Regions from separate parts of the Homo sapiens genome. Here region 2 is linked to region 1. A link is an interaction called in ENCODE POLR2A ChIA-PET data of the cell type or tissue named here. Cell type or tissue: PC-9. All regions are shown on one strand. Each heading gives the region's core, and the rest is flanking DNA. Links, peaks and the distances in the headings are about the cores only. Region 1 overlaps VPS13D (vacuolar protein sorting 13 homolog D). Region 2 overlaps DHRS3 (dehydrogenase/reductase 3).

Region 1 (16,344 bases), core at 3,678-11,677:
GTGGGAAAGGCCAAATGGAAGCCCTTAGAGCTGCCTCTACCTAGAAAAATAGTAAACCAAAAACAGTATCACATCCCTGGAGGGATTGTGGAGATTAGTGCCACTTGAAAGATGCAGGGGTGGTGATTCCCACCACATCCTTGTTCAACTCTTCCATTTGGCCCGTGCAGAAGACAGATGGATCTTGGAGAATAACAGTGGATTATCGTAAGCTTAACCAAATGGTGACTCCAATTGCAGCTGCTGTACCAGATGTGGGGTTTCATTGCTTGAGCAAATTAACACATCTCCTGGTACCTGGTATGCAGCCACTGACTTGGCAAATGCCTTTTTCTCCATTCCTGTCCACAAGGCCTACCAGAAGCAATTTGCCTTCAGCTGGCAAAGCTAGCAATATACCTTTACTGTCCTAACCGCAGGGGTATATCAACTCTCCAGGTTTGTGTCATAATCTTATTTGGAGAGACCTTGATTGCTTTTTGCTTCCGCAAAATATCACACTGGTCCATTACACTGATGACATTATGCAGATTGGATCCAGTGAGCAAGAAGTAGCAAACACACTGGACTTATTGGTGAGACATTTGCGTGCCAGAGGATAGGAAATAAATCCGACTAAAATTCAGGGAACTTCTACCTCAGCAAAATTTCTAGGGATCTAGTGGTGTGTGGCCTGCCAAGACATTCCTTCTAAGTTAACGGTGTTGCTGCGTTTGGTCCCTCCTACAACCAAGAAAGAGTTACAATGCCTAGTGGGCCTATTTGGATTTTGGAGGCAACACATTCCTCATTTGGGTGTATTACTCCGGCCCATTTATTAAGTGACCCGAAAGGCTGCCAGTTTTGAGGGGTCCAGAATGGGAGAAGACTCTGCAACAGGTCCAGGCTGCTGTGCAAGCTGCTCTGCCATCTGGGCCATATGACCCAGCAGATCCAATGGTGCTTGAGGTGTCAGTGGCAGATAGGGATGCTGTTTGGAGCCTTTGGCAGGCCCCCATAGGTGAATCACAGCAGAGGCCTCTAGGATTTTGGAGGAAGGCCCTGCCATCTTCTGCAGATAACTACTGTCCTTTTGAGAGACAGCTCTTGGCCTGTTACTGGGCTTTGGTGGAAAATGAACATCTGACTATGGGTCATCAAGTCACCACGCAACCTGAACTGCCCATCCTGAACTGTGTGCTTTCTTTTTTTTTTTTTTTTTTTAACATTTATACAATAATATTATTTTAATCAAGAATTTCTTAAAATTTCATCACGGACTTTTTTTTTTTGAGAGAGTCTTGCTCTTGTTGCCCAGGCTGGAGTGTAAAGGAGTGGTCTCGGCTCACTGCAACCTCCACCTCCCAGGTCCAAGCGATTCTCCTGTCTCAGCCTCCGAAGTAGCTGAGACCACAGGCACCCGCCACTGCCCGGATAATCTTTGCATTTTTAATAGAGATGGAGTTTCACCATGTTGGCCAAACTCCTGACCTCAGGCCATCTGCCCGCCTTGGCCTCCCAAAGTGCTGAGACTACAGGTGTGAGCCACCGGGCCCAGCCAAGGATCTTAATATAGTCATTTATGGCAAAAGAAAAATAACATTTTTGGGTTGGATGCAGTGGCTCACACCTATAATCCCAGGACCCTGGGAGGCCTAGGCGGGCAGATGGCTCGAGTCCAAGAGTTCAAGACCAGCCTGGCCAACACGGCAAGATCCCTGTCTCCACAAAAAATACAAAAATCAGCCAAGTGTGGCACCACACACTTGTATTCTCAGCTACTTGGGAGGCTGACGTGGGAGGATCACTTGAGCCCAGGAGGAGGAGGTTGCAGTGACCCGAGGGAGGACCACTGCACTCCAGCCTGGGTGACAGAGCAAGATTCTTGTCTCAAAAAAAATATTTAAAAAAAACACAAAACATCTTTTGGGAGTAAAAGTGTTTATCCCCACTGCTTCACTTAACTAGCTGTAAAAAGCAATAAAATAAAATAAGATGTTTTGTTTGATCACATAGATTTACAGTTACCCAAATGAAAGATTTTATTTACAAATTAAAAATAAAAACAAAGGCTGAAGTGGGCAAATCACTTGAGGTCAGGAGTCAGAGATCAGGCTGGCCAACGTGGTGAAACCCCATCTCTACCAAAAAATATATAAATTAGCTGCATGTGGTGGTGCACACCTGCAAACTGAACTGGGTGCTTTCTGACCCACCCATCTAGCCATAAAGTGGGTCGTACACAGCAGCATTCCATCATCAAATGAAGTGGTATATATGTGATTGGGCTCGAGCAGGTCCTGAAGGCACAAGTAAGTTACATGAGGAAGTGGCTCAAATGCCTATGGTCTCCACTCCTGCCACCCTGCCTTCTCTCCCCTAGCCTGCACTGATGGCTTCATGGGGAATTCCCCATGATCAATTGACAGAGGAAGGGAAGACTAGAGCCTGGTTCACAAATGGTTCTGCACGATATGCAGGCACCACCCAAAAGTGGACAGCTGCAGCACTACAGCCCCTTTCTAGGACATCCCCGAAGGACAGCAGTTAAGGAAAATCTTCCCAGAGAGCAGAACTTCGAGCAGTGCATCTGGTCATGCACTTTGCATGGAAGAAGAAATGGCCAGATGTGTGATTATATACTGATTCATGGGAGGTAGCCAATGATTTGGCTGGATGGATGGTCAGGGACTTGGAAGAGCATGATTAGAAAACTGGTGACAAAGAAATTTGGGAATAGGTATGTGGATGGACCTCTCTGAGTGGTCAAAAACTGAAGATACTTGTATCCCATGTGAGTGCTCACCAATGGGTGACCTCAGCAGAGGAGGATTTTAACAACTAAGTGGATAGGATGACCTGTTCTGTGGACACCACTCGGCCTCTTTCCCCAGCCACTCCTGCCATCGCCCACTGGGACTATGAACAAAGTGGCCATGGTGGCAGGGATGGAGGTTATGCATGGGCTCAGCAACATGGACTTCCACTCCCCAAGGCTGCCCTGTCTACAGCCAGTGCTTAATGCCCAATTTGCCAGCAGCAGAGACCAACACTGAGCCCTCGATATGGCACCATTCTTCTGGGTGATCAGCCAGCTACCTGGTGGCAGGTTGATTATATTGTACCTCTTCCATCATGGAAAGGGCAGAGTTTGTCTTCACTGGAATAGACGCTTACTCCAGATACGGGTTTGCCTATCCTGCATGCAATGCTTCTGCCAAGACTACCTCTGTGGACTCATGGAATGCCTTATCCACTGTCATGGTATTCCACACAGCATTGCCTCTGACCAAGGCACTCACCTTACGGCTAAAGAAGTGCGGCAGTGGACTCATGCTCATGGAATTCACTGGTCTTACCATGTTCCTCATCATCCTGAAGCAGCTGGATTGATAGAATGGTGAAATGGCCTTTTGAAATCACAATTACAATGCCAACTAGATGATAATAGCTGGGGCAAAGTTCTCCAGAAGGCTATGTATGCTCTGAATCAGCATCCAATATATGGTACTGTTTCTCCCATGGCCAGGATTCAGAGGTCCAGGAATCAATGGGTGGAAGAGGAAGTGGCACCATTCATCATCACCCCTAATGATCCACTAGCAAAATTTTTGCTTTCTGTTCCTGCAACATTAGTTCTCCTGGCTTAGAGGTCTTAGTTCCAGAGGGAGGAACACTGCCACCAGGAGACAAAACAATGATTCCATTAAACTGGAAGTTAAGATTACCACCTGGACACTTTGGGCTCCGCCTAACTTTAGGTCAAGAGGCTAAGAAGGGAGTTACAGTGTTGGCTGGGGTGACTGACCCAGATTATCAAGATGAAATCAGTCTACTACTCCACAATGGAGGTAAGGAAGATTATGCATGGAATACAGGAGATCCATTAGGGCATCTCTTAGGATTACCATGCCCTGTGATTAAGGCAATGGGAAACTACAACAGCCCAATCCAGGCAGGACTACAAATGGTCCAGACCCCTCAGGAAGGAAGGTTTGGGTCACTCCACCAGGAAAAAATCCCACAAAACCATGACCTGATGAGGTGCTTGCTGAAGGTAAAGGGAATACAGAATGGGTAGTAGAAAGGGTAATCATCAATACTAGCTATGACCACATGACCAGCTGCAGAAACAAGGACTGCAATTGTCATGAGTATTTCCTCTTTCTTTTGTTAAAAACATGTTTGTGCATGTATACACTTGTACTAAGAAAATATCTTCATTTTATTTCCTTTCTCCTTCATTATGTGACATAGATTTATTGACTTCATATCAGCATTCAAGCATCATTAACTTTATGTAATAGTATTTGGGTTGGGGACTGGTGTGTTTCCAGCTGTACGAAGGATGGCTGTATTATGTTAGGTGTAATTATGACCTTATAATCTCGGCAGTTGACAAAGGGTGGACTTGTGATGGTTAATACTGAGTGTCAACTTGATTGGATTGAAGGATACAAAGTATTGATCCTGGGTGTGTCTGTGAGGGTGCTGCCAAAAAAGATTAACATTTGAGTCAGTGGGCTGGGAAAGGCAGATCCACCCTTAATCTGGTGGGTGCAATCTAATCAGCTGCCAGCAAATATAAAGCAGGCAGAAACATGTGAGACAGGCCTACCCTCCCAGCCTACATCTTTCTCCCATGCTGGATGCTTTCTGCCCTTGAACATTGGACTCCAAGTTCTTCAGTTTTGGGACTCGGACTGGTTCTCCTTGCTCCTCAGCTTGCAGACAGCCTATTGTGGGAACTTGTGATCATGTAAGTTAATACTTATATACATATCCTTTTAGTTCTGTCCCTCTAAGAGAACCCCGACTACACCAGTAATATTCTTTACTTTGAAATCTATTCCGTCTGATGTTAATCTAGTCATTCTCATTTCCTATGACAAGGGTCAACATGTTATATCTTTTTTCATCTTCTTTCCTTTTAACCTATTTGTGTCTTTATCCTTAATGTGTGTTTCTTGTAGGCAACATATAATTGGTTCTTGCTTTTTTATACAATTTGATAATCTCTGCCTTTTGATTACGGTGTTTACAACATTTAAATTTAGTTAATTGATACCATTAGGTTTGAGTCTACCATCTTGCTAATTATTTTTTATTTGTCCTATCTATTCCTTTCCCTGCTTTCTGTTTTCTGCCTTCTCTTGGATTATTTTTTTATGATTTCTTTTTTTTTTTTTTCCCCCTGAGACAAGAGTCTCCATCTGTCACCATGCTGGAGTGCAGTGGCACAATCTTGGCTCAATGCAACCTCCACCTCCTAGGTTCCAGCAATTCTCCTGTCTCAGCCTCCCGAGTAACTGGGATTACAGGTGTGTGCCACCACACCTGGCTAATTTTGTATTTTTAGTAGAGATGGGGTTTCACCACGTTGGCCAGGCTGGTCCCGAACTCCTGACCTCAAGTGATCCACCTGCCTTAGCTTCCCAAAGTGCTGGGATTACAGGCGTGAGCCACCTCACCTGGCCTAATTTCATTTTATCTCCTTTGCTGAATTATTAGTTATAACTCTTTGTTATTTTGGTGGTTGCTTTAAGAGTTTATGCTGTTTATCTTTATAATTCTACATTCAAGTGACATCATACCACATCATGTATAAGATTACACTAATAGACTTCCATTTCTCCCCTTCAGCCTTTATGCTATTGTTGATAAGAATCTCACTCTTACTTTAAATAAGAAGAAAATAATCTTATATATTTACCCAGGTAGTTATCATTTCTGGTATTCATTACTTTGTGTAGAACAGACTTCAATCTGATACTATTTTTTTCCTTCTGCCTGATGATGTTCTTTTACATTTTTTGTAGCATGGGTCTGCTGATACCTTTCAGTACTTTAAAGATGTTGCTCATTGTCTTCCCACTCTCATTGTTCCCAAAAAGAAATCTGTTGTCATTCTTATCTTTATTCCTTGGCACATAGCATGTCTTTTTTTTCTTGTTCCTTTGCTTTAACACTGGTTTTGAGTAATTTGATTATGATGTGCCTTGGTATAGTTTCCTTCACAGTTGTGTGCTATATTCCATCCAGTGTAGTTTTCATTACATTTTAATCTCTACAAGCTTTAGTTTTTTTATGTCTTCCATATTGCTACTTAACCTTTTGAACACAGAGAATACAGTTACATTAACAGTTTTAACGTCCTCCAAAAATTCTAACATCTGTGCCAGTTGTGAATCAGTTTTGACCAATTAGTCTCCCTACTTAACCTTTTGAACACAGAGAATACAGTTACATTAACAGTTTTAACGTCCTCCAAAAATTCTAACATCTGTGCCAGTTGTGAATCAGTTTTGACCAATTAGTCTCCTCATTATATAGAAAGTTTTCCTACTCCTTTGCACACCTGGTAATTTTTGATAGGATGTCAGATATTGTGAATTTTACCTTGTTGGGTGCTAAATTGTCATATTCCAATAATCTTCTTGAGCTTTATTCAAGGATATGGTTAATTTACTTGGGAAGAGGTTGATTCTTTCGGATCTTCCTTTTATGATTTCTTAGGCAGTCTATAGCAGTGCTCAGTTTAGGGCTAATTAATCATGAGGGCAAGGCTTTCCTGAGACTCTTCCCAACGTCTCATAAATTCTTAGTTTTTCCAGTCCAGCTGGTGGGCACAAGCACTATTCCTAGCCCTGTGTGGGCAGCAGGCACTGTTCCCTCTGATCCTTTCAGATGGGTAGTTTCCTCACATACATCACTGACTAATACTTGGCTAAATACTCAAGAGGGACGGTCTATAGATCTTCAGAGTTTTTCTGTGCAGCTCTCTATGCCCAAGTGTACCATCCTATAACTATAGATACCTTGGTCTCTCTAGACTCTCAGCTCTGTTTTCTCAACTTCTCCACTGTGCTGGGTACTTGCTTGGTCTCCCCTCCCTGGAAACGTTCTCAAATTGGTAAGAAAGGCAATTACAGGGCTCAGCTCGTTTGTTTCCCACCTGTCAAAGCACTGTCCTTCATTGTCTGATGTCCAGTGTCTCAATACCATTGTCTTCTTATTTATCTGGATTCTGGGGTTGTTTCAGGTGGGAGGGTAAATTTAGTCCCTGTTACTCCATCTTGACTGAAAGCAAAGTCCAGTTCTTTAGTTTGTTCTCCCTATGACAGACCTCAATCCCTCCGAATGATGGTTAGATGACTTCCTATTGGTTTTTCTATTGGCAAGATGGTGAACCATGGGTCACCTTCCTCCATGACACCCTGACTGAGTTACCTCTAATATATGCAGAATTCTGCTGTATGTAGAAAAATTAATGAGACGAATGTAGGTAGAAACAACTATTTCACAGAATGATTTTTTGAAGGCCACAAGATATTTCCTCCAAAACATTAAAGTTCTTAGAACATCAAACATTAGATCTGGTTGGGTGATCAGCATGAAAACAAGGTGACTAACAGCTTTGGAACTTCCCCCTTACCTGTACATCCTGTATGCTGAGTTCAAGCATGTGACTGGTTGCCAGCTGTGTATAGTGCACATTGATTCCTGTAAGACTTGCAAAGACCAGTTCTTCTGGGACTTTATTAATTAAGGACAACCCAATTCCACCTTCTAACCTCACAAGCACCTGAAAGGAAACCAAAATATGGCACCCTGATTGTTTTAAACACAGCTCACAGTATCCAGGAGAGTATAAGAAAATAAAGCATTTTACATTCCTCTACTCCCGATCTCTCAGCAGATGAAAACCACTTAGGGGAGTCCTATTATTTACCTGGAGGGCTCAAATGCTATCATCTCACTGGAAGCCTTGCTTTCTAGGCATACCCTTCACCCCAACGAGAACTCCAGAGTATGTGATGATACCTCTATCAAAGGACTGATGACATTCTGCATTTCATTATAGAAATCTAATTATTTGGTAATCTTTCACCTTATTTGGGATGAAAGCTCATAATCTGTTATCCACTACACTTCCATAGCACCCAACACAGTGTTTTACACATAGGCATTTGATTTTTTCAAAAATCACTGAATAAACGTCAGATAAATATACTTTTTCATGTTCATCTCATCTTCCTTTTCAAACTTGTCACTCTCCAATCCCAAACAGAGAAAACAGAAGGAAGATGTCAGAGATGGCTGAAGCAAAAAACAAAAAATTGTTTGTCTTAAATCTTACTGAAATTCAAACAATTTAGCTTCCTTTATTGTAATAATAGTTTAGCAATGCTTACTACATGCTGATTCCACATAAACTTTGTTGTCATTTACATAATACATTCACACATTCACTGATAAACAGTAAACACTGTGAAGCGTAACTCATATTTAGAATCATACAGGATAGAAAGAAAACAGAAGGTCTAAAATACCACCAAGTAAAATTCTAAAAAACTGATGATCAAATAAATAAATTCACAATATTTAGACCTTACTTCCAATTCCTGCTCTGTATCTGGATTCTTTAATTTCTGCAGCTCTTGTTCGGTGACAGGAAGTTCATCCACTTCATATGAACGGCTGCTTTTCCGGTGGCAGAAATCTGTTATCTGAAGTCAAATAAAACACCACAAGAAGATGATTCACTCTTCCTTATTGAAACCTATTCTAACCCAGAACAACTGTGTAGGTCAAAAGTCATTATATAATCAATAATCCTATGGAAGCGAATGGTTTCCAAAGCACTGGTAAGGTAAGATTTGTGTAATAAAGAAGCAAACTTGGTTTCAAGTCTGCATGGCAAACTCAAGCTATACACCTTGAGAGCCTCACGTAGTGGGGTTAGATATCTGCAGATGATCTCAAATTATAGCTCAAGTCAAAATATGCAAACCTCAAGATCACTGCATTCATTTTTGCCTTAAGATTGTTTTTTAAAGTGGTATTGTGAGCCGGCACAGTGGCACACACCTGTAGTCCAAGCTACTTGCGAGGCTAAGGTGGGAAGATCGCTTGATCCCAGAAGTTCAAGACCAGCCTGGGGAACATAGCGAGACCCTATCTCCACAAAAAATGAAAAGTAATTAGCTAAGCATGGTGGCATGCACTTAAGTTCCAGCTATTCGGGAGGCTGAGGTGGGAGGATCACCTGAGCCCAGGAGTTCGAGGCTATAATGAGCTATGATTTTGCCACTTCCCTCCAGCCTAGGTGAAAGAGAGTGACATAGCTAAATAAATAAATAAATAAATAAAAAGTGGTGTTGTGAATTGTGATGCACTATCTCAGAGAGCTCATTGCTACATTCCAACATCTTTTTTTTCCTTTGTTCTGATTACGCTATGACCTAATAAACCCTTATCCCCATCACAGATCTCTCCCCTGGGTTTCAGAGCCATAGTTACAATGACTTATGGACATCTTCACATAGATATCACACAGTTACCTTAACTCAACAAGTCCAAAACCTAACTCCTCCCTTCCTCTGCAAGTCTGCTCCATGTTCATCCCTTAGTGATCTGGATTATCATCCTGTGAGTTGCCCAAATCAGAACCTTGGAGGCCATTACTGACTCCTTCCTCTCCCTCATTCCCACATTCAGTCACAAAATCTGCCTGACTCTACTCCTAAGTAAGCTCTCATTTCTATCCATTTCTCTCCAGCCTCCTCATGTCCACCCCTGCCACTTCTTCCAGTTCAGGCCACCATAACCCTTCATTTACATTAGTGCAAGAGCCTCCTACCTGGTATTTCACTATCTCCAGTCTTGCCCCACTCTGCTTCTCTACATTGCAGCCAGAGGAAGTGATCTAAAACAATTTTCTAATCATGCCATTCCCTGACTCCTTGTTGCCTTAGAAAAACCACAAATTCTTTAGTATGTATCTCAGACTTTTTATGATCTGGCCCCTGCTTCTATCTCCAGCCTTCTTTCTTACCACATTCTGTGTGCCACTTGGGCTGAGGATCACTCTGCTACCTGTGGGCCTTCACTAGTCAACTTCCACATCGTATGTCATTTACTTCCTATGTTTATTGGTCAATGATGGTCCATCCCCACTAGAATGTAAGCTCCAAGAAGGCAGGGAGTTTTGTCCGTTCACTGGTAAATGTTCCGTACCTAGACCTGTGCTGGCTCAAGTAGCTGCTCAGTAAATACCTGTTGATGAACATGCTTATTACTGAGGGCACAGCCCCTCCACCTGTACCTTTCTATTTGGCTAATTCCTTTCAGTTAAACTCTAGGTCTCAGTTTAAGTACTACTTCTCTTAGGAAGCTCCCCACCCTCTAAATCTGGGAATACAAATCCTTTCCATACACCCTCCACTCCTACTCTCATTAACACAATATTTTAATTATCTGATTAAGGATCTCATATCTTCTTGTTGTTAATGTTATTAAGATATTATGTTATTAATAATAATTAACAACACTATTAATATGCACTGTTAACATTATCTTGTTTAAATCTTATACTTTTTTAGGTTACCACATATTTCATTGATACTTTGTTTATACTTTACGCTTATCTTTTTGTTGTACTTTAGTTCTTGTAACAACTTTGTGAGGTAGATCCTATCCCCATTTTACAGATGAAGATACCATATCTTCATATCTGGCATAAACATGTTCAATAAGTATTTGTTAAATGAGTAATCATTGGGGGTGGAGGAAGTACAGAGTTTCACATCAGCTCTTATGACAAATTATCACCTGGAGTGCTCTAGTTGGTCCATCTGGGATGACTCTGATGGATAACATTCCAGAACCAGGTCTCATTTTTTGATTAATAAATTGTTGTTCAGGTGGAACTGGCCCCAAAAGCTCCATGGAAGTGTCAGGACCAAGAACAACTTCAGCTCCATCAAACAAACCAGAAAGTCCTCCTTTGGCCTAAAAGACATTGGAGTAGAGACATGTGAGAAAAGACAGAGGCACTGACTTTGACAAGTTAACACATCATTTCAAACAAGTTCCTAAATTTACATTCTCCTCTGGAGGGTCATGATCAATGTGCAACAAAGCCTTTACTATTTGTTCAGCTTTGCAGATGATGAAAAACAGGAGAATTACTTCAGTAAGATGAAAAGTTATGCTCATAAATTTTGGTAATTATGAATAAGAGATAATTTCATGCATAGATCAGTTTAATTCTGCCTTTTACTAGTACTAACTTCTTGTCATTAAAATAAACTTCTAAAAAAGTAGCCAAAACTAGCTGTTTCTTTGAGTATTCTTACTAGGGTTTGCTTAAAAATCTGAAATATTCTGAAAATAGAAAATAATTATTATAATCATTCAGCTTTCCAGTAAGAGGAAAATTCTTGAGTTGAAAACCTCCCCAAACAGGCCTATGGCTGGACAACCAATCCAAATACTCAAAAGATGGTGTTTCTTCTAGAATGGAATACAGAGTTGAGAATGTCACCTGATACCCAGTTATTCAGGCTGTTAAAAGAAAAACTTCAAGCCAGGCGAGGTGGCTCAGCCTGTAATCCCAGCACTTCGGGAGGCCAAGGCGGGCGAATCATCTGAGGTCAGGAGTTTGAGACCAGCCTGGTCAACATGGTGAAACCCTATCTCTACTAAAAATACAAAAATTAGCCAGGCATGGTTGCAGGCAACTGTAATCCCAGCTACTCAGGAGGCTGAGGCAGGAGAATCGCTTGAGCCCGGGAGGCGGAGGTTGCAGTGAACTGAGATTGTGCTATTGTACTCCAGCCCGGGCAACAAGAGCGACACTTTGTCAAAAGAAAAGAAAAGAGGAAAAGGAAAAAGAAAGAAAGAAAAAGAAAGAAAGAGAGAGAAGAAAGGGAAGAAAGAAAGAAAGAAAGAGAAAGAAAGGAAGGAAGGAAGGAAGAAAGGAAGGAAGGAGAGAGAGAGAGAGAAAGAAAGAAAGAAAGAAAGAAAGAAAGAAAGAAAGAAAGAAAGAAAGAAAGAAAGAAAAGAAAAGAAAGAAAAAGAAAAAAAGACAGACTGACTGACTTCAGCCGAATTAAATTTAAAGGGGTTTAATTGAGCAATGAACAATTCACAAATCAGGCAGCCTCCAGAATCACAGCAGATTCAGAGAGACTCCAGGGATGCCTCGTGGTCAGAACAAATTTATAGACAAAGAAAGGGAAGTGATGTACAGAAGTTGGAAGTAAACAGCTGGATTGGTTACAGGTTGGCGTCTGCCTTATTTGAACACAGTCTGAACACTCAGCCATCTGTGAGTGGTGGAAGTATGGCTGCTGTGACTGGCCAAGTCTCAGCTATTGTTACAGGCACATACTCCTAAGTAAGGATTTCAATCTTGCCTGCCGATTACTCTAGGTTACAGTTGGTCCACAGGGATTCAATTATAGAAGTACGGAGTCCTTCTCAGGCCATATTTAGTTTGCTTTAACAAGGCCTTTGGAGGAAAACACCTTGCTACATGCCCCAAGTAAATCGAGTCTACAGGATTATGGCTGTGGGAAAGCAAACACAAGGCTAGAGAAGACAATGGCAAAGAGTGTCTAAATCCCCTTTGTTAACTTTTAAATATTGACTCATGAAAAGCAAACTTTGAGCAGGGTTTATAGTACAGGTTTCAACACAAAGAAAGCTTTTTATAGCTATTATAAGTTTAGAAAGAAAGAGCATATACAACCTAATAAGAGCAGTGTCAGAAAATGTTTTAATGTCTTCAATGACTTTATTCAGCATAATAAGATTGAAACAAGCTTACTTCCCTAACCAAAACACATTCTGCTCTGCTGAATACTGTTATTATACTGTCACTAACAAGCAGGGAAATGATGAAATAGATTCACAAAACAACAAACACCAAAAAAAGATTTTAAGGAAGAAAATGCTCCAAGAGCATTGGAATTACATGGGCTTTAGAAACAAACTAGAAGTGAAGTCAGGGTCAGACATGAAACCCACCAATTATAACAAGCCCTCTTTGCCTCTAGAAGTTTGAATTGTATTGCTAATTGAAAATCACAAATCCATTCCAGATGTGTGCTACATATAAGTAAGCAGCTTGTCTTTGATGAAAAAAGCTCAGGGCGATAGAGATAAAGAAAATAAATCTCACCAAAAGCAGTCAGAGGCTCCTTACAGTTTTTGCAAACTGCCCTGGAGTACAATCTAAGTACACTCAGAGTTCTCTATCAAGAGTCTGATAGTCTCCTGTTTCCCTTTTGTGTAAAATCCCAGGCTGGACAGAACTGCACACACAATTGCAGGTGCTAGTCTACTGCATGTCCAAACCTCCTAGACACCTTCCTACTTCTCAGACCCCTGTTCTCATTCCCAGCCTGAAGCCAGAAAGGGCAGAAAATCCAAACCCTTGGTAATTTGCCAAACACATATTTGCTTAGAAAGTAGCTGGGAGTTTATCATGAGGTAGACTGGCTGAGGAGGAAACTGTCCAGCAATCTTCATTCTGACATTTGCTACAGCAATTCAATGCTTATTTAGGCCAAAATGAACAGAATCAAGAGCATGTAGATGCCTGGCGAATGCTCACCATGTCATAGAACCCTTTACAGAGGACTTGCAGCTATGCCATTAACTTCCCAGGTCTAAATCTAATTCATCTAACTTAGTGCTGGACTTTTAAAATTACATAGGTAATTTTTTTCTTTTTAAAATTACATAGGTAATTTTTTTCTTTTTAAAATTACATTGGTAATATATGACATCAAAGAAAAAGTCCAGGTAAGCCATGAAAAACATATCTTATCATCCAGGGCAATCACTCTTAACACATGTATTGCATACCATCTCCAAGAACTTTTCCCATGTAAACATACACAAATGCGGGGCTGGGCGCGGTGGCTCACGCCTGTAATCCCAGCACTTTGGGAGGCCAAGGCGGGTGGATAACGAGGTTAGGAGATCGAGACCATCCTGGCTAACATGGTGAAACTCCATCTCTACTAAAAAATACAAAAAATTAGCCGGGCGTGGTGGCGGGCACCTGTAGTCCCAGCTACTCGGGAGGCTGAGGAAGGAGAATGGCGTGAACCCGGGAGGCGGAGCTTGCAGTGAGCCGAGATTGTGCCACTGCACTCCAGCCTGAGCGACAGAGCAAGACTCCACCTCAAAAAAAAAAAAAAATACACAAATGCACAACAAAACTCTGACTTCCTTTTAACTAAAATGGAATAGAATAAGTATTGCTCTGTAACTAGTTTTCCCACTGAACAATTCATCATGTATAACTTAGTAGAGACTTTGTTTCAAAGAAGGCTCAACCACTGCTTGCTGCAATTGGGGATCAAAAACGACTGACCTGGACGACCAACCCATGTAACCCACAGGTCAGTTTTCCTTCTCGGAAACTCCACGTCTGAGTTGTGCTTCGCCTGCGGTCAGGCTTTCTCAGCATCAGTGGCTCGTATCTGGAAAACGGAATACACAATGAACCATGAAACCTCCGAGTCAACTGTTTCACGCCTGAAGGGAACATGAGGATGATGGCTTTGCTCTTCTTCCTTCTAATGCCCTCCACCCTTAAAACTGAATGGGTAGTTAGCTTGAATCCTAGGGCAGTTAGGTATCTCTTGATAAGAAAAGAGGAATAAAGCAAAATGGAAAAACATGAAGAGGGGACACAAAGTAAGACATTAAAGATTTCATAACACACAGTAATATGGCTTCTTGCATTCTCAAAACGGCAACTTACCATGCAGTATGGAAGGAATAGCTGCTAAATACATGTAAAATCTTTCCAACAGTCTTTTTTCTGTTGTATTTCTAAATTCTTTTCTGTTCTAACTTGTAAGTCAACTAAAGTTTTTCTGGAAATAAGGTATTAACTGAAAACACACTGATTTTTATGGAGAAACTAAGGCACAGGCAAATCAAGTAACTTATTCAAACTTAAAGAGCTAATTTGAATCCAAGGATTTATTCATAAAAATACATCTGATTATTCTCTTAATAATTAATTTCTGCTTTTGAAGGATTTGACAAAGTTATTAGGAAGATGTAAAAAAGAAACTACTTCCTCAGAATAAGGACGGACTGGAATTTGGGTGGAAGAAATAATCACTTTTCACATTATACCCATTTTATTGTTTGAAGTTTCTTAACATCTGCATGGGTATTTCATCAAAGCTTAAAATATTTAAAGGGAAAGCCCAATACTCATATTTGGGAATATGACAGGTTTTTGTCATTGAAAAAAATATACATTTTTACTTTATTTATAGAACTCTTAGTTTTTGTTGTAGATTTCCTCTGAGTCTGAATTTGAAAGCAATGAGCTTGAATCAAAAGTTGCCTAGAAAATTACCTGTTGTCAGTCACTGCAGCGAGACCAGCAATATCTAAGATGGCAGACCCCTCGGTGGAGCGGGCGGCTGAGGGCTTATTGGGATTGTGAGGAACTGAGGAGCCCTCATGGGCCAGCATTCCTGTTCCTGTCATCCTCCACAGCTGAGAACGCTTTCCTGGTTCCTGTTAAGTAGGTACAAGCAAAAAGAGAAAGAGCCATTATGGGCAGCCACAGCTAGCTCCTCACTTCAAGAGCTTCCTCTAGGGCTAAATAAGTTCTCATATAGGAAGTTTATTTAGACGTTTTCCACATTATATAAATGCTTAATTCAAACTTTCATGGTTATCTATCTTTTGTTGTTCTTAGGGTAAAATATGCTAACCTCTTGAACCAAACAACCAAACATTACAAATAATGTGCATTTTAACAAACGTATTATTTTCATAACCGAGTTTTTTTCCTTTTTTAGAAATTAGAAACAAATGGCGGGGCAGCCTCCTACACTAGCTATACTGCCATGATCACTGCCATTCCAGATGATGACCGTCCGGTGCCCTTACCTTAAAGAAGAGTGCAATTACATAAAGACTATACGATATGCTCAATATCTGACTTTGAATCAGAATTTACCAGAGGTCTTCCTCCCCGTCCCGAATGTTTATAAGGAAAGCGTACTATATTGATGGTGTCCAATTTTCATGAATTGATTGTATCACAAGTGTTAAGTTGGTTGTATTCAAGGTTATGCTAATTGATTGCTAGTAATTCTTTTTTTTTTTTTTTTTTTTTGGGATGGAGTTTCGCTCCTGTTCTCCAGGCTGGAGTGAAATAGTGCGATCTCGGCTCACTACAATCTCTCCTCCTGGGTTCAGGCGAATTCTCCTGCCTCAGCCTCCCGAGTAGCTGGGATTACAGGCATGCACCATCACGCCTGGCTGATTTTTGTATTTTTAGTAGAGACAGGGTTTCGCCATGTTGGCCAGGCTGGTCTCAAACTCCTGCCCTCAGGTGATCTGTCTGCCTCGGCCTCCCAAAGTGCTGGGATTAAAGGCATGAGCTACCGTGCCTGGCCAGATTGCTAGTTCTAAATATATTTTCTCTTTAGAAATATTTTGGAAACAGCAGTTGGGCTTCCAGGTCAATCATGAAAGTCTATATAATCCATTATATACTAGAAGTCATAATACTTACTGAGAACTTACTAT
Region 2 (14,044 bases), core at 888-8,887, 180 kb before region 1:
AGATCCTTGTCCCTGGTGCCACAAGTGACCATGGGCTCTTGGCTCCCCTGGGGCTCTGGCCCCCTCCTGACTGAGCCCCTCTGACCTGGAAGTCCTTTTCAGGAAGGTAAGCCCCCAAGTGCCAGGCTGGCCCCTGCTCTCATGCAACATGCACTCCCAGGAAAGCCAACTTCTGCCCTGGCTGCTGGGACATGGTGAGCCCCAGCTGAGGGGCTGCCCCAACACATGCAGGGCACAGAAACCTCGAAACTGAGGCGCAAGCCCGATCAGCCCTCTCTTCCCCAAACTCAAAGCCCTTTCAGAGGCACAGGGAAGGGGGCACCCAGGGGCATCCAGGCCACACCTCGGCCTCCCTCAGTCCATCCTGACCTCGGGTCTGAGATGCTCCTCAGCCGTCTCTAGGAGCCCCTAGTTGATCAGGGGCTCAGGTCCTCACTGAGGTCAGGCTGCCACCCTCCACCTCAGGGGAGCTTCTTAGAAGACTTCCAGAGCTTTCTAGAGAAAAGTTGGTCTAGAACACCTCAGCGCTCTCCACAGTAAGCCCTCAGCCTTCATTTTCCAACCTTCCCCACAACTACTTTTGAACAGGAAGCAGGAGCCACCCCGCTCCCCATTCTCTGAACTGCATCCCTCCTCACCTTCCCCAGGAGAAAGCAAGGCTCAACTCTAATACCACCACCCCCAGGAAGCCTTCCAGATTGCTCCAGCTGGAAGTGAACCCTTTTCATCTTGTACTTAGAGTGGGCCAGGACCCTTCAGTTTGAGTCACCAAACAGCCTGAGGGCCCTCTCTGTGCCGGGCCCATGTGAGGGCCTGGGGATCAGAGATGAAATACCCGCCATGAAGGCCCCCACAGGCTTGACAAGTAAACGGGTGGGGACTACACCAGGGCTTGCTGGGGAAGCGTCGGAACTCCGGTTGTACGAGGAGAAGCCTGAAGGTGAGCCCAGGACGCTTCCCCAGAGGATGTGACACCCAAATCGAACCTGATTCCTCAGATCCACACCGTCATCTTTGTGGAATCAGGGGCAGTTGGGATCGATGGATCTCTGAGCTGCCTGTGGGCACCAAGATGCTAAGAGCCTGGTTTTGAAAGTGTGTTGTATGAAGGGAGAGAAGGTCAGCACTCCCCTCGACAAGGAGCACAGACAGATTAAGCCATTGTCACCTACTTAGTGGCACCTAACCATCATTTGTTTTTAATGGGTACAAAAAATAGACCGAATAAGAACAAGTCTTTGATAGCACAGCAGGGTGACTATAGTTAATAATAATTTAATTGTACGATTAAAAATAACTAAAAGGGCCGGGCGCAGTGGCTCACGCCTATAATCCCAGCACTTTGGAAGGCCGAGGCAGGCAGATCACCTGAGGTCAGGAGTTCAAGACCAGCCTGGCCAACATGGCGAAACCCTGTCTCTACTAAAAATACAGAAATTAGGCGGGCATGGTGGCGCATGCCTGTAATTCCAGCTTCTCAGGAGGCTCAGGCAGGAAAATCACTTGAACCCAGGAAGCAGAGGTTGCAGTGACCCCAGATCGCACCACTGCACTCCAGCCTGGGCAACAGAGTGAGACTCTGTCTCAAAAAAATATAATAAACATAAAAATAAATAAAAAAACTAAAAGAGTATAGTTGGATTGTTTGTAACACAACAGATAAATGCTTGAGGTGATGGATACCCCATTTATGCTGATGTGATTATTATACATTTGCATGCCTGTATCAAAGTATTTCATGTACCCCATAAATATATATACCTACTATGTACCCACAAAAATTAAAAATAAAAAAATGAGCTCTGTTTCAGGATCTAGGAAAAAGATAAAAATTTTAAATTAAAAAAAAAGTTTGCTCTGACCACTCACTCACTCTCTGCCTTTTTAAAATATATATTTTAAAAAGAGTGTGTGTGTGTGTGTGTGTGTGTGTGTGTGAGAGAGAGAGAGAGGGGACAGAGTTTTACTCTTGTCGCCCAGGCTGGAGTGCAACGGCGCGATCTCGGCCCACCGAAACCTCCGCCTCCCAGGTCAAGCAATTCTCCTGCCTCAGTCTCCCGAGTAGCTGGGATTACAGGTGCCCACCACCACGCCCAGCTAATTTTTGTATTTTTAGTAAAGACAGGGTTTTGCCATGTTGGCTAGGCTGTTCTCGAACTCCTGAGGTGATCCACCCACCTTGGCCTCCCAAAGTGCTGGGATTACAGGCATGAGCCACCACGCCCAGTCTGAAAAGAATTTTTGAGACAGGGTCTGGCTCTGCCACCCAGGCTGGAATGCAGCGGTACAATCTCAGCTCACTTCAACCTCCACCTCTTGGGTTCAAGCCATCCTCCCACCTCAGCCTCCCCAGTAGCTAGGACTATAGGCACATGCCACCATGCCCAGCTAATTTTTGTATATTTTTGTAGAGACAGGGTTTCACCATATTGCCCAGGCTGGTCTTGAATTCCTGGGCTCAAGCGATCCGCCCATCTCGGCCTCCCAAAGTACTTGGATTATAGACATGAGCCACCGCGCCCAGCCTCCCCCTGCCCTTTTAACAGCTGCTTATCCACTTATTTGAAAGCTCTTCCCCTGGGGAGGGTGGGGGTTTGGGGAGAAACTGGTGTGTGGCTTGGAGGTGTGGGGAGCACTTTCAGGAACCAGCCCTCTGCTGCCCCGTCTCACATGGCCACCAGCGACCCAGCCCCTGGATCCTGCCCCACTAACCATCGCTATCTTCTTTTCTTCCTCCTACTCCAGCATACTTCCACAGGCTGCACTCGAGGAGATCCACAAATTCTCAGGAACCTACACCTGCATGAACACTTTCAAAGGGCGGACATAGAGACAGGATGAAGACATGCTTGAGGAGCCACGGAGTTTGGGGGCCACAGCACCTGGGCACACACCCGAGCACCTGTCCATTGGCATGCTTCTGCTGGGTGAGCAGGACAGCTCCTGTCCCCAGCGAAGAATCCGGCTGCCCCTGGGCCAGTCCCAGGACCTTTGCACAGGACTGATGGGTATAACTGACCCCCACAGGGAGGCAGGAAAACAGCCAGAAGCCACCTTGACACTTTTGAACATTTCCAGTTCTGTAGAGTTTATTGTCAATTGCTTCTCAAGTCTAACCAGCCTCAGCAGTGTGCATAGACCATTTCCAGGAGGGTCTGTCCCCAGATGCTCTGCCTCCCGTTCCAAAACCCACTCATCCTCAGCTTGCACAAACTGGTTGAACGGCAGGAATGAAAAATAAAGAGAGATGGCTTTTGTGATTTCCTTTGTTCAAATCTTCCGTGGGCAGTTGGGAGGGAGCCAGTCCCAACCATAAAACTCCATCCTTTGAGAGAGAACTGGTCAGTTCAAGGTCCCCAACTGCCAAGGGTGGAGAGAAGGGGGCCGAAATCAGGAGAGAAAGTGGAGCCCAGGCCTAGGGGCAGAGAGGGGTGCTGGGTTCCTCGCCAGCTCCACCAGGCCCCTCCCAGCAGCCATGGGTTGAAGCCGCTTTGTCTCCTTGGTGTGACCTTTATGAAACAGTCTGCAAACAGCTGGCCACAGCTAGAGATGCCCTCTGTCCTGCCATGGCACCACCAGCCTCCAGGCCACCAACTCAGGAGAGCAAAACCAGTGTTTATGGAGCACCCACTGTCTACCTAGGGTGTGTGTGGTGCAGAGAGGGGAACGTTGCTGAGAAGAACCACTAGTACAAGAAGCCAATAATCTGGGTAGGAAAGGATCACAAGTCACCGGAAACACAGTGACAACTCCTCACCATAAGGCCAGTGCCGAGGGGTGCTACAGACCGAGTCCCATTTGATCACAGGGGCAGGGGGAGGTCTGGAGTGGCAGAAGAGATCGGCCCTGGTTCCATCAATGGGGCAAAGTCACGGCCAAAATGACCTAGTAGAGATGCCCCCTGCTTCCTCCAGGGTGCACGCTCCCTGCTGCCACAAGCTTAATAAACCTCACCTTGGGCAGTGGGGAAGAAAGTGGGCCATGTCATTTCATAGCAAGTAAACTCCATTCCACACAGCTCTTGCAGATGAGTGCCAGGGTGGCAGGAGGGGAGCAGGCAAGGTCCCCGGGAGGTGAAGGAGGTCACAGCCCTCTGACCCAACCCAGAAGCTTCCCCAAGAGTTACATAAAGTCTTAACCTACATGCAAACCTCAGGCTGAAACCTCCCAGCTTAGAGAATATTAGACATAGCTCAGGTGATCATCAGTCTGGTCTATGTGCAGAAATGCCAAGTCACGATTATAGCCATGCTTTTTTTCTTCTTCTCTTTTTTTTTTTTTTAAACATGGGAACTTGCTCTGTCACCCAGGCTGGAGTGTGGAGTGGAATGGCACAATCACGGCTCACTGCAGCCTCAACCTCCTGGGCTCAAACAATCCTCCACCTCAGCCTCCGGAGTTGCTGGGACTACAGGTGCATGCCACCACGCCCAACTGTTTTCTTTTTATTTTTCGTAAAGACAGAGGTCTTGCTATGTTGTCCAGGCTGGTCTTGAACCCCTAGGCTCAAGCAATCCTCCTCCCTCAGCCTCCCAAAGTGCTGGGATTACTGGAATGAGCTACCACGCCCGGCCTGTAGCCACTCTTGAATGAGTACCTAGAATGGAGGTCAGTCCCCAGGCATAACATTTTAACTCTTCATTATCCATGCCACTTGGCAGCAGCTGAAGACCAAAAAAACACAACTCCGAGACCGCTCTGGAGACTTCCAACAGCCTTGATGTGGCGCAGCCAGAATGTGACGCCCAAATCTCAGTGGCTTCCAACAATGAAGGTTTCTGCCTTATTACTGCTACTAGTCCTTCAAGAATGGCTACAGGTGTGCTCCGTGTCATCTTCGCTCTGAAACTCAGGCTGACCAGGGGGCCTCAGGGAGGATGTCTTATGGCACAGGGTAGACATACCTGGTGAACTGTGCACTGGCTCTTGAAGTTTCCACCTGGAAACAACACTGTCACTTCTGCTCACATTTCATTAGCTGGAACAGGGCACGTGGTGGAGCCGCTATTAACATAGCAGGAAATACAATCCCGCGTGGAGGAGTAGTCGTTAGTTCTGAACCAGGCTCTGCCATGCCAGGGAAGAAGACATCATGAGCAAAAATTAAAATATAGGTTGAGGACAGAGGGAAGCAGCTGTATGGCTTCCAACTGCAAGCCCAAGGACACAGTGACTTTTGGGAGGGCACAGGAGGTGCTAAGCAGAGCCCTAAAGAGGCAACTGTCAGTGTTCATCTCACGCTAAACTTATTTAGGTCCTCACTCTGTTGCCCAGGCTGGAGTGCAGTGGCCCGATCATGGCCACTGCAGCCTCCACCTCCCAGGCTCAAGCAATCCTCCCACCTCAGCCTCTCGAGTAGCTGAGATTACAGGCATGTGCCACCACGCCTGGCTCACTTCATCATTTTTTTGTAAAGATAGGGTCTCGCTATGTTGCCCAGGCTAGTCTGGAATTCCTGGCTTAAGCAACCCTTCTGCCTTGACTTCCCAAAGGAGTGCAACAAGGATCCCTAAAGTCTGATTGGACTCTGGGAGTTGCAAGCCCCGCCAGCCCTCCCCAGTTGCATTGAGAACCAATCGCTGTGTTAGCAGAGTGGGACCCTGGCGTCCCAGAGCCCCAGGGGCTCAGAAGGGCAGGGCCTGGTCCCACCCCACCCCCTCCCTCTCAGCCAGGAGCTTTCAGTCTTTTTCTGGATCTTTTCCCAGAGGAACCAAAAGAAAAAGCACTGGGCAGAATCCCAGGAGGCCCCATTCTGGTCCCTCTCCCAGATGGTTTAGCACTCAGAGAGCCTTGAGAGTGAGCGTGGAGAGCTAATTCTGTCCTTAGCTTGGCCATGCAAAGAAGAGTGACAAGTGCCAAACCCCCAAGGGGCAGGATGGGGCAGGCCAACCCTGGGAAGAGGACTTGGGTCCTGGGAAATAACCTCATTGCCATGCTTAGGGTTCCTCCCCATCCCCAAGGAAAACCAGATTGGAGGTAGGGATCCAGCCCAGGGAGGCAGCAGACCCAAGCCCCATGCTGGCACCATTCCAGGGGCTTGGACTATCCGGCCTGGTGAATGGTCAGGAATTGAGTCTGTGGCCACTGCCCTGCTCCCAGGGGACAGAATGCTTTGACAAATGGACTTTCTTCTTCTTGAGCCAAACTGATGTCCGGGAGGGACCAGGGTGACAGAAAGCTCCTGGGCTGATCACACGGACAGCTCTGCCTGATGAGGCAGACAGCCCTTGCCCCTGGGGATGTCCCAGTTCAGTGGGGATCAAAAAAGGAGCCAGGTCACAAATACACGAACCCCACTGCCCCAGTCCTAATCAGCACAGAGGGAAGAAGATGGTTGTGGTTTGTGGACAAGAGGGTCATCTACGGTGAGAAGCAACCCCCACCCACCACAGCACATCTGGGACTTCTGACCCTGAGGGGTCTTCTCTGATATTCAGGAGAGGCCTTCCAGGGGAAGCAGGTCTGTGATAAGAACCCAGAGGTCTATGCCTGTGAAGAGGGCTTCTATATATGGGCACCCCTCACTTGAGGAAAAGCCAGGAGGTGACAAATGTCCCTTGTATTAGTTCATTCTCACACTGCTATAAAGAACTACCCAAGACTGGGTAATTTATAAAGAAAAGAGGTTTAATTGGCTCCTGGTTCCACAGGCTGTACAGGAAGCATGGCTGGGGAGGCCTCAGGAACATTAACCTCAGGAATCATGGCAGAAGGCAAAGGGGAAGCAATCACATCTTCACATGGCCAGCAGGAGAGAGACAGAAGGGGAGAATGCCACACACTTTTAAACAACGAGAGCTCATGAGAACTTACCCACTATCACAAGAATAGGGAGGGAGAAATCCGCCCTCATGATTCGATCACCTCCCACCAGGTCCCTCCCCCAACATTGGGGATTACAATTCAACATGAGATTTGAATGGAGACACAGAGCCAAAACATATGATTCCATCCCTGGCCCCTCCCAAATCTTATGTCTTTCTCACATTTCAAAACCAATTATGCCTTTCCAACAGTCTCCCAAAGTCTTAACTCATTCCAGCATTAGCTCAAAAGTCCAAATCCAAAGTCTCATCTGAGACAAGGCAAGTCCCTTCTGCCTATGAGCCTGTAAATCAAAACAAGTTAGTTACTTCCATGATACAATGGAGGTACAGGCATTGGGTAAATGCTCCCATTCCAAAGGGGAGAAATTGGCCAAAATAAAGGGGCTACAGACCCCACACAAGTCCAAAACCCAGCTGGGCAGTCATTAAATCTTAAAGTTCCAAAATAATCTCCTTTGACTCCATGTATCACATCCAGGCCACGATGACACAAGAAGTAGGTTCCCAAGGCTTTGGGCAGCACCACCCCTGTGGCTCTGCAGAGTACAGGCCCAACAGCTGCTTTCACAAGCTGGTGTTGAGTGCCTATGGCTTTCCAGGCACACAGTGAAAGCTGTTGGTGGATCTACCATTTTGGGGTCAGGAGGACAGTGGCCCTCTTCTCACAGCTCCACTAGGCAGTGCACTAGTGGGGACTCTGTGTGGGGGCTACAACCCCACATTTCCCCTCCGCACTACTATAGTAGAAGTTCTCCATGAGGGCTCCACCCCTCCAGAAGACTTCTCTCTGGACATCCAGGTGTTCCATACATCCTCTGAAATCTAAGTGGAGGCTCCCAAGCCTCAACTCTTGCCCTCTGCGCACCCACAAGCCCAGCACCACGTGAAAGCTGCCAAGGCTTGGGGTTTGCACCCACTGAAGCAATGGCCCAAGCTGTACATTGGCGCCTTTTAGCCACAGCTGGAGCTAGAGCAGCTGGATGCAGGGCATCATGTCCCAAGGCACCAGGGCTCTGGGCCTGGCCCACAAAACCATTTTTCTCTCCTAGGCCTCCAGGCCTATGATGGGAGGGGCTGTGCAAAGGTCTCTGACATGTCCTGGAGGCATTTTCCCCATTATCTTGACTATTAACATTCAGCTCCTCTTTACTTAAGCAAATTTCTACAGCCTTGAATCTCCCCTACACACACACCAAAAAATGGGTTTTCTTTTCTACCACATGGTCAGGCTGCAAATTTTCCTAACTTTTATGTTCTGCTTCCCTTTTAAGTACAAGTTTCAATTTCAGACCATCTCTTTGTGAACACATATGAGCATATGCAGTTAGAAGCAGCTAGGTCACCTCTTGAATGCTTTGCTGCTTGGAAACTTCTTCTGCCAGATACCCTAAATCATCTCTCTCAAGCTCAAAGTTCCACAGATTCCTAGAGCAGGGACACGATGCTGCCAGTCTCTTTGCTAAAGCACAGCAAGAGTGATCTTTCCAATTCCAGTAAGTTCCTCCTCTCCATCTGAGACCACCTCAGCTTAGACTTTACTGTCCATATCACTATCTGCATTTTGGTCACAACCATTCAACAAATCTCTAGGAAGTTCCAAATTTTCCCACATCTTCCTGTTTTCTTCTGGGACCTCCAAACTATTCCAACCTCTGCTTAATACTCAGTTCCAAAGTCGCTTCCACATTTTCAGGTATCTTTATAACAATGGCCCACTCGTCTGGTATCAATTTTAGTGCCATTCTCACACTGCTATAAAGAACTACCTGAGACTAGATAATTTATAAAGAAAAGAGATTTAATTGACTCACCATTCCACAGGCTGTACAAGAGGCATGGTGGGGGAGGCCTCAGGAAATGTACAATCATGGTGGAAGGGTGAAGGGGAAGTAAGCACATATTCACATGGCAGCAGGAGAGAGAGCAAAGAAGGAAGGGGTACACCTTTTTTTTTTTTTAGACAGAGTTTCACTCTGTCACCCAGGCTGGAGTGCAATGGTGCAATCTCAGCTCACTGCAACCTCCGCCTCCCAGGTTCAAGCAATCCTCCTGCCTCAGCCTCCCGAGTAGCTGGGACTACAGGCATGTCACCACTCCTGGCTAATTTTTGTACTTTTTATAGAGAGGTCGTTTCACTATTTTGGCCAGGCTGGTCTCAAACTCCTGATCTTGTGATCCGCCTACCTTGGCCTCCCAAAGTGCTGGGATTACAGGTGTGAACCACCATTCCTGGCCAGGGCTACACACTTTTAAACAACCAGATCTCATGGAAACTCACTCATTATCATGAGAACAGCAAAGGGGAAATCTATCCCCATGATTCAAACACCTCTCACCAGGTCCCACCCCCAAACCTGGGGATTAAAATTCAATATGAGATTTGGGTGGGGACACAGAGCCAAGCCATATCATCCCTCAACCCAAAAGGAAGACTTGGGGACATCCCTGGCATGCTGAGCTCCCTGAGAGTGGGGCTGTCACACTGTGATGTGATTTACTGATATTTGTTACCACACAGCTCTCCATAAATGAGGGCTGTCCACTGTGAACCAGAGGTGGCTCAGACTGGGCCAGGGGGCCACTGCCTCTGAGCTGTACAGGGTCCAGCCCCCACAACCCCCTGAGGCACTCAACTCACAGCAGCCCTGGTGCTTAGATGCCCCTTCCAGGGTGCCCCAGTTCTCCCAGACCCACCATGAGGCCAGGGGACTCCCCAAGAGGTGGGAGGCCCTGATATTTGGAGGGAGGAAATTCACACGCTGGAGTTCCACTGGCCCGGGTTCAAATCCTGGCTCCGCCAACTTTTAGTGTGACGTGAACTTTTTTCACCTGCAGAGCAGAGGTGATGCAGGTCCCTACCTGCCTCCTGGGGCTGTGGTAAGCATCCAGTGCTCATGGGATCTAAGAAGGCCCTGTGAACTTCTGAGGGCGTGGTGTGATGCTGGTGGCTCCCACGGCTCCCAGCCAGGACCCAGCTGTCCCCCAGAACACATGGGCTCACCGCCTTGGTTTGGCCTGTGACAGCAGTATCCTGCAAAGCCTGGCTGGTTCCCATGTGATTGGGGTGGGATGAAGCTGTGGCTCGGAACACACCAACATGGGCTGGGCACAGTGGCTCATGCCTGTAATCCCAGCAATTTGGGAGGCTGAGGCAGGTGGATCACTTGACGCCAGGAGTTCAAGACCAGCCTGGCTGGCCAGGCGCAGTGGCTCACGCCTGTAATCCCAGCACTTTGGGAGGCTGAGGTGGGCAGATCACAAGGTCAGGAGATCAAGACTATCCTGGCTAAAAGGGTGAAACCCCATCTGTACTAAAAATACAAAAAATTAGCTGGGCGTGGTGGCACCTGCCTGTAGTCCCAGCTGCTCGGGAGACTAAGACAGGAGAATCACTTGAACCCAGGAGGTGGAGGTTGCAGTGAGCCGAGATCGTGCCACTGCACTCCAGCCTGGGCCACAGAGCGACACTCTGACTCAAAAACAAAAAAAAACAAAAAAAACACCAGCCTGGCCAACATGGTGAAACCCCGTCTCTACTAAAAATACAAAAATTAGCTGGGTGCAGGTGCGGTGGTGTGTGCCTGTAATCCCAGCTACTCAGGAGGCTGAGACACAAGAATCGCTTGAACCCAGGAGGCAAAGGTTGAAGTGAGCTGAGATTGCGCCACTGCACTCCAGCCTGGGCATCACAGCGAGACTCTGTCTCAAAGGAAAAAAAAAAAAAAAGGAAAACCCCAACATGGTGGTGAGTGAGGAGCAGGGGAGGCCCCTGGGGAGGGCAGAGCAAAGGGGCCCTGCAGGACAGGAAGTCTACATGGGAATGGGCTGTGGTCCTCCAGCACATAGCAGGTGGGCAGGATATTTACAGGACATTCTCTGCACCTCCCACCATTGCTGGCTGTGGGCAGACCCTTGGCACCCAAATCTCTATGGCTCGGGAAGAGAATAAAAGAAGCTCTGCAGAAGGCACTGCTGGGAGTGGCAGGATCTTCACTGCCCTGCCCTGCTGGGAGCTGCTCTAGCACGTGGGTCCCCTTGGGAGGCAGCAGGCCTCAGAGGGAGGGCTCTCAAAGAGGCTTCATAGCCGGGTGCGGTGGCTCACACCTGTAATCCCATCACTTTGGGAGGCCGAGGTGGGCGGATCACAAGGTCAGGAGATCTAGACCATCCTGGCTAACACGGTGAAACCCTGTCTCTACTGAAAATACAAAAAATTAGCCAGGCGTGGTGGCAGGCGCCTGTAGTCCCAGCTACTCGGGAGGCTGAGGCAGGAGAATGGTGTGAACCCAGGAGGCAGAGCTTGCAGTGAGCCGAGATCATGCCACTGCACTCCAGCCTGGGCGACAGAGCGAGACTCCATCTCAGAAAAAAAAAGAGGCTTCATCACAGACTTGCTGGCTAGGAAGGCCAGTTCAGGGAGGCCTGGGCTGATCCAGGAGGCTGGCCAGACAGTGCCTGGCTGTGTGACTCCAGGAGGTCACCGACTTCTCTGGTTTGAACTACTAGGAGCCCCTTAGTACCCCATCCCCTGCCCATCTTTCCCCTGGGGATTTGGAGGATTCTCATGAGAGGAATAATGAAAAAGCACTTTGCAAATAAATCTGCCCTGGCCGGGTTGGTGGCTCACACCTGTAATCCCAGTACGTTGGGAGGCCGAGGCGGGCGGATCACCTGAGGTCAGGAGTTCGAGACCAGCCTGGCCAACATGGAGAAACCCTGCCTCTACTAAAAACACAAAAAAATTAGCCGAGCGTGGTGGTGCACGCCTGTAGTCCCAGCTACTCAGGAGGCTGAGGCAGGAGAATTGCTTGAACCAGGGAGGCAGAGCTTGCAGTGAGTCAAGATCGCGCCACTGCACTCCAGCCTGAGCGACAGAGCAAGACTCCGTCTCAATAAATAAATAAATCTGCCCTATGCAGGGAAGCTGGGCTATCCGTCCAGGTGTTGAGCAACAGTGAGGAAATATTTCTGAGGGTTTCTGGCATAGTGGCCACATCACAGATGTCAATGGGTTCCGTCTACATGATCACCCAGACACCATTCTAGTATCTCGGCGGCTCACATTCCACAGCTCAGTCTCTCTCTCTCTCCCCCTTCTGACAAGATGCTGAGCTCTCACTGAGAGCACTTGGGGCTCCCTGCACACACCCACACCATGCAGTCTCCTCCACCTGGAGCTCTGTCTCCATCTTCTCCCATCCCAGCTCGCAAGCCCCGCCTCAGACGTCACCTCCCGGAGGTGTCCCAGCCAGCTACGGTGGCTCCGAGTTGCTCCACCTCAGCCTTTTGCTTATTTTATTCATCAATCATCTCACCACTTGCCACTATTATTTTTTATATATTTTTATTTTTATTTTCGAGATGGGGGTCTCACAATATTGCCCAGGCTGGTCTTGAACTGCTGGACCCAAGCAATCCTCCCTCTTTGGCCTCAGGATTACAAAGCGCCCCAGGATTTCAGGCATGAGCCACTGCCTCCTGTCTATTTTTTATATTTCCCAGGTTTATTGAGATATAACTCACACCACACAATTTGCCTATTCAAGTGTGCAATTCAGTGGCACTCAGCATATTCACAGAGTTATGTGAACATCACCATAATCATTTTAGGACAGTTTCATCACCCCAAAAAGAAACCGTGTGCTCATTAGCAGCCTCTCTCCATCTTCCCCCAACTCAGCCCTTGGAAACCCCCAATCTACTTCTGTCTCTGTGGATGTGCCTGCTCCGGACACTTCATATACACGGAATCCTACAGCATGTGGCCGTTCATGAGCGGCTTCCTTCACGAGCATCACGTTTTTGAGGTTCATCCACGGTGGAGCGTGAATCAGGACTTCGTTCCTTGTTATTGCCGAATCATCTTCACAGTACGGCTCTACGGCTCTCCCACAAGTTGTTCATCCATTTATTCGTCACTATCAACGGATATTTGGGGCTATTTTTACTTATTACTTTCTTGCTCTGTCTGAGTCTCTCTCCCCCTCTGGATGAGACACCCCAGGAGAGCAGGGGTGGCCACTTTTCTCAGCACCGGGAAGAGTGCCAGCAAGAGTGCCATTCAGTGAATGTTTGCTGTCTGAACCAAGAGGGACAAATTCTTCTTCTTCTTCTTCTTGTTTTTTTTTTGTTTGTTTTTGTTGTTGTTGTTTTTCGAGATGGAGTTTTGCTCTTGTTGCCCAGGCTGGAGTGCAATGGTGTGATCTCGGGTCACTGTAACCTCTGCCTCCCGGGTTCAAGTGATTCTCCTGCCTCGGCCTCCCAAGTAGCTGGGATTACAGTCATGTGCCACCATGCCCAGCTAGTTTTGTATTTTTAGCAGAGACGGGGTTTCACCTTGTTGGTCAGGCTGGTCTCGAACTCTCAACCTCAGGTGATCCACCTGCCTAGGCCTCCCAAAGTGCTGGGATTAGAGGCGTGAGCCACTGCACCCAGCCCAAATCTTTCTTTGGAGGCAGCCAACATGGGTGCTTTGCTGTTTACCCCAAACACCCCGTTTTCCCACTCACCTTCCCTTTCACTTCCACACGGGCCCTTGAACAGGGAAACCAACACAGATTATTCAGTGTTTGATGTCAATATCAGCATTTCCTCAACAGCAGCACTGCTGGCTTCCCAGACGGGATTCTTCTTTGTGGTGGGGCTGTCCCATGCTCTGTAGGGGTCTGGCAGCTTCCCCATCTCCACTCCCTGGTTGCCACAAGCACCTTCGTCTGCCCCCAGTTGTGACAACCCAAAGAGTCTCAGGACATTACCAAATGTCCCCTAAGGCAGTGGTCCCCAACCTTATTTGCACCAGGGACTGGCTTTGTGGAAGAATTTTTCCATGGGCCGTGGTGGCAGGGATGGTTTTGGGATGATTCAACCACATTACATTTATGTGAACTCTACTTCTATTATTATTACATTGTAATTGCACAATGTAATAATTATACAACTCACCATAATGTAGAATCAGAGGGAACCCTGAGCTTGTTTTCCTGTAACTAGATGGTCTCATCTGGGGCTGATGGGAGACACAGATCATCAGGCATTAGATTCTCATAAGGAGCATGCAACCTAGATCCCTCTCATGCACCGTTCACAAGAGGGTTCAAGCTCCAGTGAGAATCTAATGCTGCGGCTGATCTGACAGGAGGCGGAGCTCAGGCGGCAATGCAAGCGATGGCGAGCGGCTGTAAATACAGAGGAAGCTTCGCTCATTTGCCTTCCGCTCA

Evidence for each region. ChIA-PET counts read pairs that join two places held together with the same protein. Peaks named below come from ENCODE experiments on the same cell type or tissue, not always from the same donor. Only the 100,000 strongest peaks of a DNase experiment are listed, where the experiment ranks them.
Region 2: POLR2A ChIA-PET joins it to region 1 with 11 read pairs; 3 of 35 experiments call an interaction of 5 or more read pairs at or near these places.

What each region holds. Positions count from the first base shown.
Region 1 is chr1:12,377,405-12,393,748 of GRCh38, reverse strand. VPS13D (vacuolar protein sorting 13 homolog D) reads right to left here. Exons shown (of 70, transcript NM_015378.4): 56 at 15,158-15,321; 57 at 14,153-14,261; 58 at 10,594-10,773; 59 at 8,376-8,489; 60 at 7,415-7,564. Among named protein-coding and RNA genes, the nearest start is that of SNORA59A, 120 kb to the left of the region's middle. In PC-9, for the core only: no CTCF peak of the experiment used is centred there; a DNase peak (open chromatin) is centred at 7,428; H3K27ac peaks cover 1,811 bases.
Region 2 is chr1:12,557,126-12,571,169 of GRCh38, reverse strand. DHRS3 (dehydrogenase/reductase 3) reads left to right here. Exons shown (of 6, transcript NM_004753.7): 6 at 2,746-3,260. The coding sequence ends at 2,830. It also overlaps the pseudogene RNU6ATAC18P. Among named protein-coding and RNA genes, the nearest start is that of MIR6730, 15 kb to the left of the region's middle. In PC-9, for the core only: no CTCF peak of the experiment used is centred there; no DNase peak of the experiment used is centred there; H3K27ac peaks cover 596 bases.